2 separate regions of the Homo sapiens genome follow, and region 2 is linked to region 1. The links are chromatin loops, found by intact Hi-C in ENCODE. Cell type or tissue: CD14-positive monocyte. All regions are shown on one strand. Each heading gives the region's core, and the rest is flanking DNA. Links, peaks and the distances in the headings are about the cores only. Region 1 overlaps IL22RA2 (interleukin 22 receptor subunit alpha 2). Region 2 overlaps IFNGR1 (interferon gamma receptor 1).

What was found. Hi-C counts contacts between places; a loop is a spot of excess contacts. Peaks named below come from ENCODE experiments on the same cell type or tissue, not always from the same donor. Only the 100,000 strongest peaks of a DNase experiment are listed, where the experiment ranks them.
Region 2: it touches region 1 in a loop (2.0-fold over the local background); 10 of 110 quality-filtered maps call a loop at or near these places.

What each region holds. Positions count from the first base shown.
Region 1 is chr6:137,150,664-137,159,751 of GRCh38, reverse strand. It overlaps IL22RA2 (interleukin 22 receptor subunit alpha 2), which reads left to right. Exons shown (of 7, transcript NM_052962.3): 3 at 1,270-1,405; 4 at 2,898-2,993; 5 at 4,633-4,811. Among named protein-coding and RNA genes, the nearest start is that of IL22RA2, 18 kb to the left of the region's middle. In CD14-positive monocyte, for the core only: no CTCF peak of the experiment used is centred there; a DNase peak (open chromatin) is centred at 3,601; H3K4me3 peaks cover 792 bases; H3K27ac peaks cover 730 bases.
Region 2 is chr6:137,204,348-137,213,435 of GRCh38, reverse strand. It overlaps IFNGR1 (interferon gamma receptor 1), which reads left to right. Exons shown (of 7, transcript NM_000416.3): 2 at 6,359-6,473; 3 at 7,128-7,300; 4 at 8,932-9,088. Among named protein-coding and RNA genes, the nearest start is that of IFNGR1, 10 kb to the left of the region's middle. RefSeq lists an enhancer at 5,916-6,085. In CD14-positive monocyte, for the core only: no CTCF peak of the experiment used is centred there; a DNase peak (open chromatin) is centred at 3,965; H3K4me3 peaks cover 1,581 bases; H3K27ac peaks cover 5,799 bases.

The DNA.
Region 1 (9,088 bases), core at 363-8,362:
GCCAGTGCAGAGGCCCTAAGGCAGAGTCACTGGAGTCATGGTGGAGCAAGTGAAGGAGTCAACACTGCAAACACAGGGGTCGGGGTGACAGAAGATGAGGTCAGGGAGAAAACAGAAGATATGCTTCCTGGCCGGGTGCAGTGGCTCACGCCTGTAATCCCAGCACTTTGGGAGGCCGAGGTGGGCGGATCACTTGAGGTCAGGAGTTCGAGACCAGCCTGCCCAACATGGCAAAACCCCATCTCTACTAAAAATACAAAAAAATTAGCCAGGCATGGTGGCGGGCACCTGTAATCCCAGCTACTCAGGAGGCTGAGGCAGGAGAATCGCTTGAATCCGGGAGGCAGAGGTTGCAGTGAGCTGAGATCACGCCACTGCACTCCAGCCAGGGCGACAAGAGTGAAACTCCATCCAAAAAAAAAAGATATGCTTCTTGACTCCTCCTTCTGCCCAACTTCTTATCCCTTATAAAAAACCTTGAACCCTAAGTAAAATTTTGCCAAAATTCTCTTGCCTCCATGCAACTAAAGGCAAGCAAGGTTGTACCACCTATGTTGCCTGATTTGAGGAAGAAAGCACAAGTCATGCCAGTGCAAAATTATCCCATGCCATGCCATGATTAGTCTCAGAAACACTACCCCCCAGCAGGGTCTTGGGCAGTTTTCCTCATTAGCATGACCATTTCATCTGAGGGATTATGCTTGGATACTTGGAGCCAGGATGCAGGCAGGTAAATACAGCCATTCAGGAGTGGGACAGCAAAGGCAGACCTACCTGGAAGCAGGACCCAGAGATTGAGCAAGAACCTGCGAAAGGAGGGACTGAGTGCTGGGCTGAGGTCCTGGAGCCCAGAAGTGGTCACTAGCAAATTTTGCTTGAGTAGTACCAATATAGTGATTCCTAAGAAGATGGTTGGTGGTCTTAGTGTGGGTCTTTCATCTCAGTCATTATATTCCATCACTATTTGGGAACAAAATAAGAGCAATATTTTTTTTAATGCAATTTACTTCCCCCACAGCCTGGGAAATAGGGTGGGAAGGTATCACGTACATGTTTATGATCTGGAACTCATTATTCTGAGACTTTAGCGTGCATCAAAATCATTGCATTGAAGATTCAAAATGTTGATTTCTGGGCTCCACCTCTACTATCTGCACTTAGAGCAACTACTTTAGGGAATCCTGATGCAGGTATTCCACTGAAAACTACTGCTGGGAACAGCAGTGCTCCAAGCAACGTTCAATGTTCTTCCTTCTCTTATTATCTTAGGAACTCAGTCAACGCATGAGTCTCTGAAGCCTCAGAGGGTACAATTTCAGTCCCGAAATTTTCACAACATTTTGCAATGGCAGCCTGGGAGGGCACTTACTGGCAACAGCAGTGTCTATTTTGTGCAGTACAAAATGTAAGTAAATTGAGCCTCCTTCAGCTGATAGAGATGGCACTGGGATAACATGTTCTAGAATGCAATGGAGTGTTAGGATCCGAGCTTTTTTTCAGTTTCAGAGGGGTTGAGAAGAAGCCAAGGTCAGGATAACAGTGACTTGTCTCCCCTGAAGGCTGCCTGGGGACTCAAAATGCATGATGGTATGCAGTGCACTGGGCAGATACTTCAGCCCTAGACCTGCACCAAGACCTCACAGGCTCAGCCTTTGCCTCCATGGAGGAGCCTGGCACATGGTGGGTTCTCAATATAGATTTGTCAGGCGAATGTTGGAAGCAACTTATTAGCACATAGCGAGTACTCAGTGAGTGAAACTATCGGTAGTTGAAAAAGAAGTTGTGGCAAACATGGTGGTGAGTGTGTAAAATAAGGTTTTAATTTAAAAGTCACTTTCAGAGTGGATTTACTATTTAGAAAATTCCTTTCAAAAACTAATGACTCTCGTAAGCATGAACACAAACTGGAACACGCTGCTGCATGTTCCTCTCGTGTGATCCTCAGGCTACTCCTGCTGGATCATTGCCAAAACTCAGATATAATCTACTCCTTTCCTGGCTCAAGGCTTGGAAACAAACACTCTTGACTTGAAAATGTCAGGTTTTTCCACTCATATATTTCTGGGGGGGTGAGGGGGGTTGAGGCTCAATCCTGTCTCCTGACAGTGAGACAGGAGATATTACAGTTTAGCTTTCATGGTTTTTCAATAGAAATTCAGGAAATCAAATGCAGCTATGGCCAAAGTAGCAATTTTTATCCCATAAATTCATCCATGTCTCTCCAGCATGGGGTAGGTCCTAGGTCAGATTTTCCTGCTAATTAATTTCGGAAGGAATATCCCCAGAAGCATCTCCATCTTTAACCGCTACGACTTCTCTCTACATATTTTATGTAGCGATTGTAAAATGTACAAATCTTTACAATGAAGGTTTCTCCATTACAAAAGTAGATTTGTGCATTGCTGGAGATACTTTCAGCATGCAGAAAGTAAAGATTGGTACTCTTTTTATGCTTCCCCTGGAGTAGTATAAATAGGTCAAAAGTGGACCTATTTGTGGTCCAAAGTACTAAGAAGATTAGAAACTGTTTTACCATGAATCTAATGAAGATTAAACTTCAGGACCCCAATGCAAGGATTTTATATTTATAAATCTTTTCCTAAAGAGGACTCCCAAGCTGCTATGGTTTGAGTTTGTCTCCACCAAAATTCATGTTGAAATTTGATCCTTAGTGTGGTGGTGTTGGAAGTAGGGCCTCGTAGGAGGTGTTTGGGTCATGGGGATGGAGCACTCATGAATGGCTTGGTACCATTATTGCTGCAGTTGAGTGAGTTCTCACTCTTGCAAGACTGAATTTGTCATGGAAATGTTTCTATGAGAGTGGTTGTTGTAAAGCCAGGATGCCCCTTGAGTTTGGCCTCTTCACACGATCTGTTTTCCCCATTGACCTTCTCTAGCATGTTCTCATGCAGCATGAAAAGCTCTCACCAGAAGCCAAGTGGATGCTGGCAGCACATTTCTTGTAACTTCCCAGGCTGCAGAACATTGGCTAAGTACACCTCTTTTCCTTATCAATTACCTAGCCTCAGGTGTTCTGTTATAGAAACATTAAATGGACCAAGATTGTATAAATTTCAGACCCCAGAATACCTGAATCCATTCCTGTCTCTAAGGGATTTTCAACAGCACAAGACAAATTTATAATTTTGAAAACTTTCACTTTGGTGTATCCAGTTCATGGGCTATAATACTGTTATATCCCTTGCGTTTAGAATAGGATAAACAATGAGATATTATTTTAAAAGAGAAGTCTGTCATTACAGCTAAGTTCAAGACTTATTATAAATAAATAATAATTTTAAAACATCAAATTATACTCAATATATGTTGTGGTTCTGCTTTAATTGTGATGGAATGAAACTGCTGTCACCATGTAGATTACCGAGTATAGATACCGTCTATCTTCCTTATTATGTGTCTAGAAAGCTAGATTTCAAGTCTTTCAATAAATATTTTGGGAAACCTTTCTCCCCAGACTCCAATTCCTTCTCTTTTCCCCACCATCACTTTGTTACATTGGTCTGATTTATGGCAGGTAAGGAAACAAAGCGTGAATCTTCCCTTTGACTATTACACCATCCTGTGGCCTCAGGCTGAGTCAACCACTCTGCCTCTTGCCTCACTACCTTTTTTCATGGGATTCCCTCCCCCTCTCCCAACCCCTAATTACAGGGCTCCATATATAGTCCTCAATAAAAGTTCCCGTCAATTTTCAATAAAGAGATTAATCATGTATGTTGGGTAGGCAACACCTGAGATGAAAAGTGGTAGCAACTTCTCAGAAGCAGCCACATTACTCAACAGCAAGCTGATGAGAAGTGGAGAAAAACCACAAACAGCCAAAACCACAGAGCATTAAGGATGTGGAGAGTGAGTATTCAAAAATGGAAGTCAGTCCACACACCAGAAAGAACATTTTGCCAAGTATTAAAAAAAAGGTTAAAACCCTTATGTTAGTGATACAGAAAGCGTCAGGGATGTTTATCTTCCAGCAAGACAGCACTTTAGGTAATGCTGTGGTTTCTATGTGTCCCCCAAAAGTTCATGTGTTGGAAACCTGATCCCCAGTGCAGCAATGTTGAGAGGTGGGACTTTGGGGAGATGATTGGGTCATGAGGATTCTGCCCCCATGAATGGATTCATCCATTGATGGATTAACGAATTAATGTGTTATTGAGGAAGTGGGCTAGTTATCAAAAAAGTTGGTCTGTTTTATATATATTTTATATTTTATATATATATGTATATATATGTATATGCCATCTCTCTTGAATCCCTGTGAAGTCCTCTGTCACCTTAAGTCTCTGCAGAGAGTCCCCACCAGCAAGAAGGCCCTCACCAGATGTGGCTCTTATGGCTCTTAGACATTAGACTTCCTAGCCTCCAAAACTGTAAGAAATAAATTCCTTTTCTTTATAAATTACCCAGTCTCGGGTATTCAGTTATAGCAACAGAAAATGGACTGAAACAGTTAATAAGAAGGAATTTTTTTAAAGATTCTGAAGAGGAGCCATAAGCTATCATGGTGGTATTGCTACTAGAATCAGGTATAAAAAATTATTAGTCTGAAAATACTGAAGACTCCTTGAGTGGAGAAAAGAAACTCAGATCTTTGCCTTTTCCCTGCTACAGATATGGACAGAGACAATGGAAAAATAAAGAAGACTGTTGGGGTACTCAAGAACTCTCTTGTGACCTTACCAGTGAAACCTCAGACATACAGGAACCTTATTACGGGAGGGTGAGGGCGGCCTCGGCTGGGAGCTACTCAGAATGGAGCATGACGCCGCGGTTCACTCCCTGGTGGGAAAGTGAGTTCCATGGAGTTTCTTTGCCCTTGTTCTTCCTGCTTTTGGACAGCCCTCCCGGAGCACGGCTAGTGACTAGGCCTTGTGCTTTGCTGAGGTCTCTACATCATTATCTCTTTTGGTCTAATTGTCAGAACAACTCTAGGAGATAGCTTTTATTATCCTAATTTTCTAGTCCAGAACATCAAGATGTAGAGGCTTTAGTCATTGCTCCAATCTCGCAATCTGTATTATCCAAGTCAGGGTTCAAATTTGCTATATCTGACTGCAGAGCCTCCACTCCATCAATTTGTCACCTTGTGTGTGTGTGTGTGTGTGTGTGTTTGTGTGTGACAGGGTCTCGCTTTGTCACCCAGGCTGGAGTGCAGTGGCACGATCTTGGCTCACTGCAACCTCTGCATCCCGGGTTCAAGCGATTCTCCGGCCTCTGCCTCCCGAGTAGCTAGGATTACAAGTGTGTGCCACCACCCTTGGCTAATTTTTGTATTTTTAGTAGAGACGGGGTTTCATCATATTGGCCAGGCTGGTTTCAAACTCCTGACCTCAGGTGATCTGCCCCCTTTGGCCTCCCAAAGTGCTGGGATTATGGGTGTGAGCCACCATGCCCAGCCCCTAAAAAAGTATTTTTAGACAGCAGAATTTGTCATAGTGCCTAGTCCTTCCCCAAACACGAGGGTTAAGTTCATGAAAATACTGATTACAGGAATTTTCTGTTGAGGAAATTAAGACTTTTAGTCACCTCCCCAAAAAGGCAGACCAAAAGTGCTTTCTCAGTATCCATCCTGAAGGATATTTATTCCTTTTTTAGTTTAGTCACAACCATAGAATAATATAATCTAAGACATAGGTGTTAAAATTAACCATTACCAACAGACATTGGATAAAATAGTAGAGAGAGAGAGAGAAGGGGTTTAATGTATAGATATAAAGATGTGCATAAATAGAACAAGAAAAAAAAAAGATATTTACCACAGTCCTCATAATTGCAACAAGTCAACTAGTCATGAAGCTGTAGTTAATATTTATGACTTCTTCCTTCATTATAAACTCAACATTCACTTTCTTTCCAGCCAGCACTTCAGCTCTTTATCCACGAGGAGTTTGAGTCCTTTTGGTGTTTCCTGTCTCCGCTTGACCTAACCTTACATTAATTTTTATCACTGAATAGAGAAGCTCTAAGAGGCACACCAGAGGATACCAAGAATTCTTCCACCTGACCCCATTGTATTTATAACTATATTATGCCTTGAAAATCAGAATGAATCACCCTAGACAATATAAGAACCTCATTTTCTTTTTGTTAGTTAAATGGCATGAGGCGCTCCAAATGGTCAGGAGAGAGCCTCGACTTCCAATTTTTGGAAACCATTTTTGTTATAAACCAGAAGAATTCAAGGCCAAGCATATGGGAAACAAAAACATGTCATAAGTTGTTCACTATGGGTAACAGTCAGAGTTGCCCCTCCCACTTCTACTTCTTGTATCCTAGACCAGTGAATTCTGTCTGTGGAAGAAATAGCACCATATATTGGCCCTAGGCTTAGTGAAGCATTTACCAATTGGAGCATTTACCAATTCATATGCCAATTCACAAGACGTCTCTCAAACTGAGTTTTCAATTATCCATTTCACCTTCCTATAAAGTCATGGATTTCTGAGCGACAAATATATGATATATATTTGTCCTATGGGTCTTGAGACCTTGCTTCACTCCTTTCACATTAACTTAAGTTCTTTGTCATAAGCAATGTATTGTGGAGTACTATGCTCATGAACAAGGCATTGACTACATCTATGGGTGTATGTGTGGTCCCAGGAGTGGTTAGGGGTCTGCTAATAAAAGCATTGAAGCAGTAAATAAAAATCTATAAACAAAATCTGTAACCAGAATCTATATCCAGCAGTAAAGAAAATCTATAACCAATGTCTCTTGCCCCCTCCCTTTTGGAAGGGAACAAAAATAAACCTACCTGCAACGAGATGGAAGATGAGAGCCCCTGGAATATGGCACTATACTAGGGGTTCAACATTGATCTTCCTTACTGGAAAGTTGGACACTCTGCAGGTCAGACCAACTTTGGTAAGAGGAGATCCATATTGTTAAGTCTATATATAGCCTCCATCATGCAACTATTTTGTTCAAGAGCCCATAGAGCAACTACAGGACACTGGGGAAATAGATGGTCACTGCATCCACTTAGATTTTTTTAAACAGCCTTATTGAGATATAATTCACACAGCCTATACTTTAAGCATATAGCATACAGTTTAATGGTTTTTACTATATTCACAAATATGTACAACCATCACTCACAGTCAATTTTAGAACATTTTTATCACCTCAAAAAGCAACTCCATACCCTTTGGCTATCACCTTCCAGTCTCACCATTCCCTTAGCCCTCAGCCCCGGCAACTACTAATCTTTCTGTCTCTATAGAGTTCCCTGTTCTAGATAGACTAATATAATACATGATTTTTTTGACTGGCTTCTTTCACTTAACGTGTTTTCAAAGTTCATTCAGATTGTAGTATGTATCAGTACTTCATTCTTTTTTGTGACCAAATAATACATTATATGGATATACCACATATTATTTATCCTTTCTTCAGTTGATAGACATTTGGGTAGTTTCCACTTTTTGGCTATTATGAATAATGCTACTATAAACAGTCATGTAAAAATTTTTGAGTGTGAGTTTTTTTGTTTTTTTTTCTTGTTTGTTTTTTTGAGAGACAGGATCCTGCTCTGTCACCTGGGCTGGAGCGCAGTGGCACAAACATAGCTCACTTCAGTCTTGAACCCCTGGGCTCCAGCAATCCTTCCACCTCAGCCTCCCAAGTACCAAGGACTATCAGGCATACGCCACCACACATAGCTGGGCATACCTTTATATTTCTCTTCAATATATACATAGGAGTGGAATTGCTGGGTCTCATAGTAACTCTATATTTAATCATTTGAGGAAATGCCAGACTACTTTCAAAGCATCTGCACTATTTTACATTCCCATCAGCAATATATGAGAGTTTTGATTTTTCCACATTTTTACCAATCTTTTTTGACTATAGCCATCCTAATAGGTATAAAATGGTAACTCATGTGGTTTTTATTTGCATTTACCTGCTAATTAATGATGTTGAGCTTCTGTTTTATGCTTATTGGCTATTTTGTACCTTCCTTGGAGAATTGTCCATTGAGATCCTTTGCCCATTTAAAAAATTTAATCAAATCTTTTTATTTTTGAGTTGTAAGGGTTCTTTATATATTCTGCATACCAATGCCTTATCAGATATATGATCCTCAGCTAGCTCCTCCCATTCTGTGAGTTGTCTTTTTACTTTCTTGATGGTATCACTTGACACCAAGTTTTAAACTTGGATGAAATCCAATTTATTTCTTCTTTTGTTGCTTGTGCTTTTGGTGTCATATCTAAGAATCCTTTGCCAAATCCAAAATCATGAAGATTTACCCTATGTTTTCTCCTAAGAGTTTTATAGTTTTATCTCTCACAGTTAAGTCTGATTCATTTTGAGTTAATTTTTGTATGTGGTGTGAGGTAAGGGTCCAATATTATTCTTTGACATATGACTATCCAGCTGTCCCAGCACCATTTGTTGAAAATTATCCCATTGAGAGTTCTTGGCACACTTGTTGAAAATCAATAGACCATAGACGTGTAGTTTATTTCCAGACTCTCAATTCTATTCTATTGAGCTATACATTCATCATTGTGCCCATACCACACTATTTTGATTATTGTTGCTTTGTAGTAAGCTTTGAAATTGGGAAGGGTGAGCCCTCCTCTTTATTCATCTTTTTCAAGATTGTTTTGACTATTATGGGTTCCTTGCAATTCTCTAACCACCCAGATTTTTTAAGACCACTTTTCAGTATGAGCCTTTTGCTTTGCATTCATATGGCCACAGAAATATTCACATTCTGTATCTTAGTACTTAGGGATCCATCCATACACCTCTTCTAACTGGTGCAAGGTCCAGTGAGATCCAAATTAATTAGATACTGTCCAAAATGCTAGATGCATTTTCCCCCAACTCTCTAATTAGCAGGAGGGTGGAATAGAGTTGAGCAAACTAATTCATGGTAACTCTTGGTTGTCTCTTGGATACATTGAAATTCAAAGCCAATATACTCAACAAGCAATTCTCTAGTAGAGGAAAAGGAGATTTCATGACTAAACTGATGAACACCAGTGAAGGGAATTCACAGATCAGTGTGATTATTATATTCAAGCCTAGAAATAGGGTCACATTCAAATTT
Region 2 (9,088 bases), core at 490-8,489, 54 kb before region 1:
TGTAGGGGAGTTCTGGGAATTAGATCTTAAAATAGCTAAAGTTTACTCCGGATAGTATGCAGATGTAATACACTAAATAATTCTGAGTCCATTTCCAAAAGCAACATGAGTTACACAAAACTATCTTGGCATTTTCAAGAGATGGGAAAATCTGTAAGATTATCTTATTTCATGAAATCACTCTGGTAAGATCTTTTCTTAAGCCCCAGAGATAATAATACTCTTTTGCTGTTTCTACATATATTTTTATTTACATAGTGTAAATGTATTAGAAGTTAATTGTAAGCCTTAATTAATTTAATCTGAATATATAACAATTTAAACCTCACATTACAAAATTCTGAAGCTTAAGAAAACTGCTTATGTCTGTCATATTATTTTGGCAAATAATATTTGGCAAAAAATAATATTTGGCAAAACAAAGGCAGATGTCTAATAACCACACAGTTTCTCCTCTGGTAGCATTAAAAACCACAGATTACATCTTTTGGTGTAAATTTATAAGTTTTTCTTTTAACCTAGTAGTAATTTCTTTTTGCTATAAACCATTGAAATATTTTCCTCCTACCACCTGTCTGTCTTGCTTTGAAAGCTATGATTTAAGTCCTTGTCCTAGTCTAACCATATCAGGCTTTTACTTAAATTATAGGAAACATACTTTGATTCACGTTAAAAACTAATCTAATGCTGCACAAGCCTACTCCTGTTTGTAGTTTTCCATTGTGTGATTCAGTAGCCCCTTCCTAAGTACAAATGCACTTTGTTTGATATTCTAGTATGCAGATTGACTTCTATATGCCTTTTTCTCACAGGAATTTCAGGTTGAGCGTATACCATTATAAAGCCATTCCTACTGGGTATAATTAAAAAGAGAGCCTTAGGCTGGGCCCGGTGGCTCACACCTGTAATCTCAGCACTTTGGGAGGCCCAGGTGGGCGATTCATGAGGTTGGGAGTTTGAGACCAGCCTGACCAACATGGTGAAACCCCATCTCTACTAAAAATACAAAAATTAGCCATGTCTGGTGGTGCAAACCTGTAATCTCAGCTACTCGGGAGGCTGAGGCAGGAGAATCGTTTGAACCCAGGAGGCAGAGGTTGCAGTGAGCAGAGATCATGCCATTGCACTCCAACCTGGGCAACAGAGCAAGACTCTGTCTCAAAAGGAGGGGAGTGGAGCTTAAAAGGAAGCAAAGGATTTCCAGTCTTGGAAACCTAGAGGAAGGGGGGTCCTTGCTATGTAGTGGCAGAAAGCTGAGTGACACTGTAGCCTTCAGTGACACCAAAAGTAGAGAATGTCTGAGGAGCTGTGTGATCTAGCTCAGGAGGTTTCTAACCAGAGTGCTGAAAGTGCCACCTGGTTTCTTCTTGCGTCTTATAGTAACAGGTGAGACTTTGCTCAATCATGGGAAGAACTGTTAAAAAGAAACCAGGACCACCTGGTTTGAAAATTCTCAGCCTCTCGAGAGGCAAAAAAATGCCAAAATGAAGAAATGGTCTCCGAAGGAAGGCTCAGATTTAGTATGAGTTTTCTTAGCATCAAGTACCTCTGTTTTCCGGTTGAAAAAGTATATTTATATGTGTGATTGTTATTTGATATTAATGTTGATTGAACCCAGGTGAAGAGGAATGACTTTTATTTCTACCTAAAATATGGATTGTGAAGTATTTGAGTTGTTTCAGGAGGTTGAGATGCAAACGTGTGATAGAAAAAAGACCCTCTTAAGGAAGCCTCAGTATCCCCTGCTATGAATGGCCATGGGAACTCTACAAAAAACAAAGAGCCAAGGCTACTCTGGCAAGAACAGTGCCTTAGGGATCACCTACAAGGAAGTTGCTTAGAGAACCAGAGATGGCAGGTACCAAGAGCCTTCAGCTGCGCCTCTGGAAGCAGAAGGAGAAAACCTAGGTGTCTGGTCACTGGCCACAAAAAGGTCAAGTTAGTAGTATGAAGTATTTGAATCTTCAGACCCTCCCCAGCTTGATAATCTCAACCTTTTGGCCCAAATTATTACACCATTTTGGTAAATAATATAGAAGTTAGATCTTTTGGCAATAACCAAATCTATTCATTTGTTTGAGGGGAGCCATGAAATATACAGGTTTACTGTAAAGCATTCTGTTTTTAAGTTAGTTTTTCCTCAACTTTTTTTTTAAAGAACACTTAAATTGTAAACATAAAGCAGGGTTTCTCAACCTTGGCACTGCTGGCATTTGGGGCTATATTATTTTTTGTTGTGGAGGCTGTCTGATGCATTGTAGGATATTTAGCAGCACCCTTGGTCTCTGCCCTCTAGATGCCAGCAGTACCTCCCCCACACACTTCTTCTCCAGGTTGTGAGAGCCAAAAATGTCTACAGACATTGATTGCCTAATGTCTCCTGGCAACAAAATCACTTCCCACAGAGAACCACTGCAATAAAGGAAAAAATAATCAGAAAAGGAAAATAATAATGGTGATAGCATTTAATTGTCCATTAGTGCCTATTATTTACCTAAAAAACTCTTAATCCATGTTCTGCTTTGAAAATATATGTGTTAAATAATTGTAAATTAAGGCAATATACCAGTTTGGTCTTGAATATTGGAATTTTTGTTTGGGGAAAATATAGATTTTCCCTTCAGCAGTAAGCAAATATCTTAGGGATATGAAAGTAACACCTCATGACAGATCAGGAAATCTGAAGTATTTAGCAGTGTGGCCAAGAAAGAACCCAAATTTATTAATGTTTGACCTAGGGAGTATTTTTCTTATTTAAGCAGTCTGCTTGATATAAATATAAATCATCATCATTATCATCCAAGGCACTTTGGAAAAATAGAAACTTCTGTCCCTCTCACAATTTTTGAGGATGATTATAAGTTATGTTTGGAAGCCACTGTTCCTATCCACATGGACATTCATTTATTTGTTTTAGTTATATAAGTAAATCATGTTTAATAGAGTGTTCCAGGGAGGTGAGATTGAATAACCATAAATTTGGGGTCACATCGCTAACTGTGTACATTCATGTTTATCTGTAAAGAAGTGAAGGGAGAAAGGAGAAGTGTGTGTGTTCAGTTTTCCAAGGGGTGTTGGATAACAACCTTTTACACCAAACAGTGGGGAAAAATGACTCCTTTTTTTTTTTTTCTAAGAGAACTGAATGCAGTGGCACAGTCACAGCTCACTGCAGCCTTGACCTCCTGGGCTCAAGCAATCTTCCTCAGCCTCCCGAGTAGCTGAAACTACAGGCACAGGCCTCTTCACCTGGCTAATTTTTTAATTATTTGCGGAGACAGGGTCTCCAACTCCTGAGCTCAACAGATCCTCCCACCTCAGCCTCCCAAAATGCTGGGATTACAGGTGTGGGCCACCGCACCTGGCCCATGACTACTTTTAATAACTAGATTTTGGTAGTGTCTGATTAGATGTTAAAATGACTTCTGTCTGTTCTCTTACGTGACTCAAGTCTTATCAACAGATGTTTTCTGAAAGAGTGAAGGCAAGAAGAAATGTTGGGTATGTTTTGTAAAAAGCCCTGCACACCCCAGAGAGCAGAGTGTTGATGAAACTGGAATGTGTGGCTCCATTGTTCAATCTTTAGGTATCTATTCCTGTACTATAGAAAAAGTGTGGAAGGCATAAATAGTAGTATGTGTAGAGTTGAGAGGTTGATGGTATTTTAGAGTGAAATTGGCCATCCTCATTGTAGCCAGTTCCTCTGTAGACATTTGTATTAGTCTGTTTTCGTGCTGCTGATAAAGACATACCCAAGGCTGGGAAGAAAAAGATGTTTGATTGGACTTACAGTTCCACATGGCTGGGGAGGCCTCAGAATCACAGCAAGGGCGAAAGGCACTTCTTACATGGTGGCGGCAAGAGAAAAATGAGGAAGAAGCAAAAGCAGAAACCCCTGATAAACCCATCAGATCTCGTGAGACTTACTCACTATCACGAGACTAGCATGGGAAAGACCAGCCCCCGTGATTCAATTACTTCCCCCAGGTCCCTCTCATAACACGTGGGAATTCCAAGAGATACAATTCAAGTTGAGATTTCGGTGGGGACACACAACCAAACCATATTATGCTACCCCTGGCCCCTCCAAATCTCATGTCCTTACATTTCAAAACCAATCATGCCTTCCAAACAGTCTCCCAAAGTCTTAACTCATTTCAGCATTAACCCAAAAGTCCACATTCCAAAGTCCCATCTGAGACAAGGCAAGTCCTTTCTGCCTGTGAGCCTGTAAAATCAAAAGCAAGCTAGTTACTTCCTAGATACAGTGTGGGTACAGGTATTGGGTAAATACAGCCATTCCAAATGGGAGAAATTGGCCAAAACAAAGGAGTTATAGAGCCCATGCAAGTCCATAATCCAGTGGGGCAGTCAAATCTTAAAGCTCCGAAATGATCTCCTTTGACTCCAGGTCTCACATCCAGGTCATGCGGATGTAAGAGGTGGCTTCCCATGGTCTTGAGCAGCTCTGCCCCTGTGGCTTTGCAGGGTACAGGCTCCCTCTCAGCTGCTTTCACAGGCTGCCATCAAATGTCTGCAGCTTTTCCAGAAGTTGTCAGCAGATCTACCATTCTGGAGTCTGGAGGATGGTGGCCCTCTTCTCACAGCTCTACCAGGCAGTGCCCCAGTAGGGACTTGTGTGAGGGCTCCGACCTCACATTTTCCTTCCACACTGGCCTAGCAGAGGTTCTCCATGAGGGCCCTGCCCCTGCAGCAAACTTTTGCCTGGGCATCCAGGCATTTCCATACATCTTCTGAAATCTAAGCAGAGGTTCCCAAATCTCAATTCTTGACTTCTGCACACCCATAGGCTCAACACCATGTGGAAGCTGCCAAGGCTTGTGACTTCCACCCTCCGAAGCCACAGCCTGAGCTATATGTTGGCCTCTTTCAGTCACAGCTGGAGCAGCTGGGACGCAAGGCACCAAGTCCCTAGGCTGCACACAGCACGGGGACCCTGGGCCTGGCCACAAAACCACTTTTTCCTCCTAGGCCTCCGGGCCTGTGATGGGAAGCGCTGGCGTGAATGTCTCTGACATGGCCTGGAGACATTTTCTCGATGGCCTTGGGGATTAACATTAGGCTTCTTGCTACTTATGCACATTTCTGCAGCCAGCTTGAATTTCTCCCCAGAAAATGGGTTTTTCTTTTCTGTCTCATAGTCAGGCTGCAAATTTTCCAAACTTTTATGCTCTGCTTCCCTTATAAAACTGAATGCCTTTAACAGCACGCAAGTCACTTCTTGAATGCTATGCCACTTAGTAATTTCTTCCACCAGATACCCTAAATCATCTCTCTCAAGTTCAGAGTTCCACAAATCTCTGGGGCAGGGGCAAAATGCCGCCAGTCTCTTTGCTAAAACATAGCAAGAGTCACCTTTGCTCCAGTTCCCAGCAAGTTCCTCACCTCCACTGAGACCACCTCAGCCTGGATTTTATTGTCCATATTGCTATCAGCATTTTGGGCAAAGCCATTCAACAAGTCTCTTAAGTAAAGTTCCAAACATTTTCCTATTTCTTCTGAGCCCTCCAAACTGTTCCAGTCTCTGCCTGTTACCCTGTTCCAAAGTTGCTTCCACATTTTCTTGTATCTTTTCAGCAATGCCCCACTCTGCTGGTACCAATTTACTGTATTAGTCCTTTTTCATGCTGCTGATAAAGACATGCCCAAGACTGGGAAGAAAAAGATGTTTAATTGAACTTACAGTTCCACATGGTTGGAGAGGCCTCAGAATCATGGCGGGGGAGAAAGGCACTTCTTACATGGTGGCAGCAAGAGAAAATGAGGACGAAGCAAAAAGCAGAAGCCCCAATAAACCCATCATATCTCATGAGACTTATTCACTATCACGAAAATAGCACAGGAAAGACTGGCCCCCATGATTCAATTACCTCTCCCTGGGTCCAAGCCACAACACATGGGAATTCTGGGAGATACAGTTCAAGTTGAGATTTGGGTGGGGACACAGCCAAACCCTATCAACATTGAATACAATCTGTAGTATCAAATATTGAAAATTCTAGTGATGAAATGAGGATTATTAATTCAATAATCAGTGCATTTGATTATAAAACTTCTATCATATTAAGGGAATTTATTGCTTCATGCTGTATTTGTGTTTCCTTTATATTGCAATGATGTTTCCATAATTTAAAACGAATCAGAACTCTTCTATAGATTTTTCAATAAAATTAATTTCTAGATGTCTACTCTTCATTTAAATAATTTTGGTATCCTGGTGAATTCTACTTTTCTTCAAATATACATATCTGGGCAATGTGGCATCTTACAATAAGGCTTTCCAATATTAATGTTAGTTTCTTACAATTGTCCCTTTTACTTTTTTATTTTCTTACAGTGCCTACACCAACTAATGTTACAATTGAATCCTATAACATGAACCCTATCGTATATTGGGAGTACCAGATCATGCCACAGGTCCCTGTTTTTACCGTAGAGGTAAAGAACTATGGGTGAGTGTCACTCTTTTATTTATCCTTTTTATTCCATTTTTGTTTAGGTCCTTGGAAATTCCACAACTGTGTTCTTTCATCAGCCTTCCCACGTGGCAAAACATTCTAAACTGCTTATAGAGGTCCAAAAGTACTAAAGATGCAAATTCTTTGCCAAATATTTCTTGCCTCTTATTTCCTCTTCCTTATCAGTATTGAAATAGAGAAGTATCACTAAACTTCTGAGATTAGCATGACAAATAAAGCTAATAGTTACTATGTCATCTTCCTGTAGTGTATTTTTAGTAGAACAATATAAATTTCAAAAAACTTTTTTGACAACTGTTAGTTTTTTTAATGTGCTTACTTCTATAATTAACATATATAAATGGAATTTAGAGTTGTTTAAAAAAACAGATTTTTAAAAAATTGAATGTGGAATGTGGCTTGCATAGGTCTTACATTTTGAATTGAGCCTCTTTACTGTAACAGAGTTTGTAGTTCTTCTAACTAAAGAGTAAGGGTTTCCTACTTTCTCTGGCGTCTCCATCCTATTCTTAGCTCTGCTCTTTCTACCGCTTTGTGCTGTGAATAAAAAGCAAAGCACAGACAGAAATGGTTTGAGTTTATTTAATAACAATAAAAGTTATCTTCGCATTTTTTTATTCTTTTTAGTGTTAAGAATTCAGAATGGATTGATGCCTGCATCAATATTTCTCATCATTATTGTAATATTTCTGATCATGTTGGTGATCCATCAAATTCTCTTTGGGTCAGAGTTAAAGCCAGGGTTGGACAAAAAGAATCTGCCTATGCAAAGTCAGAAGAATTTGCTGTATGCCGAGATGGTGAGTAGAATGTGTACACATGTAAATTTTAAATTGGAAAATATTTATACATGTCTTCTGTATGTTTGCTTTTATTAGCAGTTGCTGAAAATTATCACAATGCTTAAGAAACACTTGGAGGAATTTAGAGTCAGTACAGGTTGAGCATCCCAAGTCTAGAAACCCAGAATGCTCCAAAATCTGAAACTTTTTGAGCGCCAGCATGGCACTCAAAGGAAATACTCATTGGAGCATTTTGGATGTTCAGATTTAGAATGTTCAACTGGTAAATATAATGTAAATATTCCAGAATCCAGAAAAAAAAACTCAGAAACCGAAAATACTACTGATCTCAAGCGTTTTGGATATGGGATACTCAACCTGTATCCTCCCCTTCTTTCAAGCCCCACAAAATAGGGCTAACAGGTGGCCATCACTTAGCTGCTTCTATGCCATGACATTTCCACTTCATACAATTATGGGTCTGTGCTGCCCAGCGGTCCCCTGCACCACCCTTGCCCTTCCCATCTTTTGTCATTCATTTGTAAGTTATATTCACTAAGGACTTTGGCAGCTAACTCTTATTCTGAATGCCTGGGGAACCTGAATACCACCTTAATACATTAAAAAATTGCAGAGTTCCTTATTCTCTTCAGCCACTGTGATTTTCAGGTCTTCAGTCTTCCAGCATCCCACTCCCATAGTGTACCTGATGTTTGCTGTCACCTCAAACTCTTGAATCTTTAATTCCAGTTCCTGTATTCCAACTATGACATCCTGCCTTAGCTCTCAGACCCTGACTCCTGGGTAAAAGACACCTTTAGTCACTTGACTCCTCCCTAGTCTTCTAGCCCTTGGGTCCCTTTCCCTCTAGCCTCACTTCCTTTCTCTGCTCCTGCCTTTTAGATTGTGCCACCTCGGTCTCTTCTACAGGCTCTTCCTCTCCTTACCCTTTAAATACTTTTCTTCCCCAGAGTCCACAATTTTGTCATATGATTACCACACCATCTGCATGTTAGATTTTTTTCCATATAGATTTATCAAGGGCCTACTACGTGCCGGAAAGTATACTGGGCCCTGAGGATACACTGATGGGTTAAAAACAGACCTGCCTGGCACACAGTGGTACACAGTAATATGTGAAGACTAGATAAATGGTTCACAACAAAGTCTCAAACATCAAAGACCTAATAAATATTTATGGAATAAGTTCTGATTTTTCACAGTAAAAAGAGTTTTGATGAGGGAAGAAAACTAATGCCATTTCTGAAACGTTTTTTAGAATCCAGGCTTCTTAATCCACAGAAGCAAAGATAAAGGAAAAATTACTTAATAGAGTCTATATTATGTGAAGTCTTTTTTTAACCAAAGTTTATAACTATTTTTATTTACAACTAGAAATGAAATTAAACTGCTAAATAGGCATTCAGATTAAATAAGAGTACTTCTTGCCTGAGATTTATGAAACATTTGTTTATTAAGGACCCCGAGACTATCTTCTAGATATTTGTGGAGTGGTTTAAATGTGGTCCTGCTTTAGAACAACCAGAACAAAAACAATAGGTTGATTGATAGATTCTGGTAATTTTATGAAATGTACCATTTAGTTCCAAGGCCAGTATTTATTATACTTCCTCCTCCTCCTTCCCCAGGAAAAATTGGACCACCTAAACTGGATATCAGAAAGGAGGAGAAGCAAATCATGATTGACATATTTCACCCTTCAGTTTTTGTAAATGGAGACGAGCAGGAAGTCGATTATGATCCCGAAACTACCTGTTACATTAGGGTGTACAATGTGTATGTGAG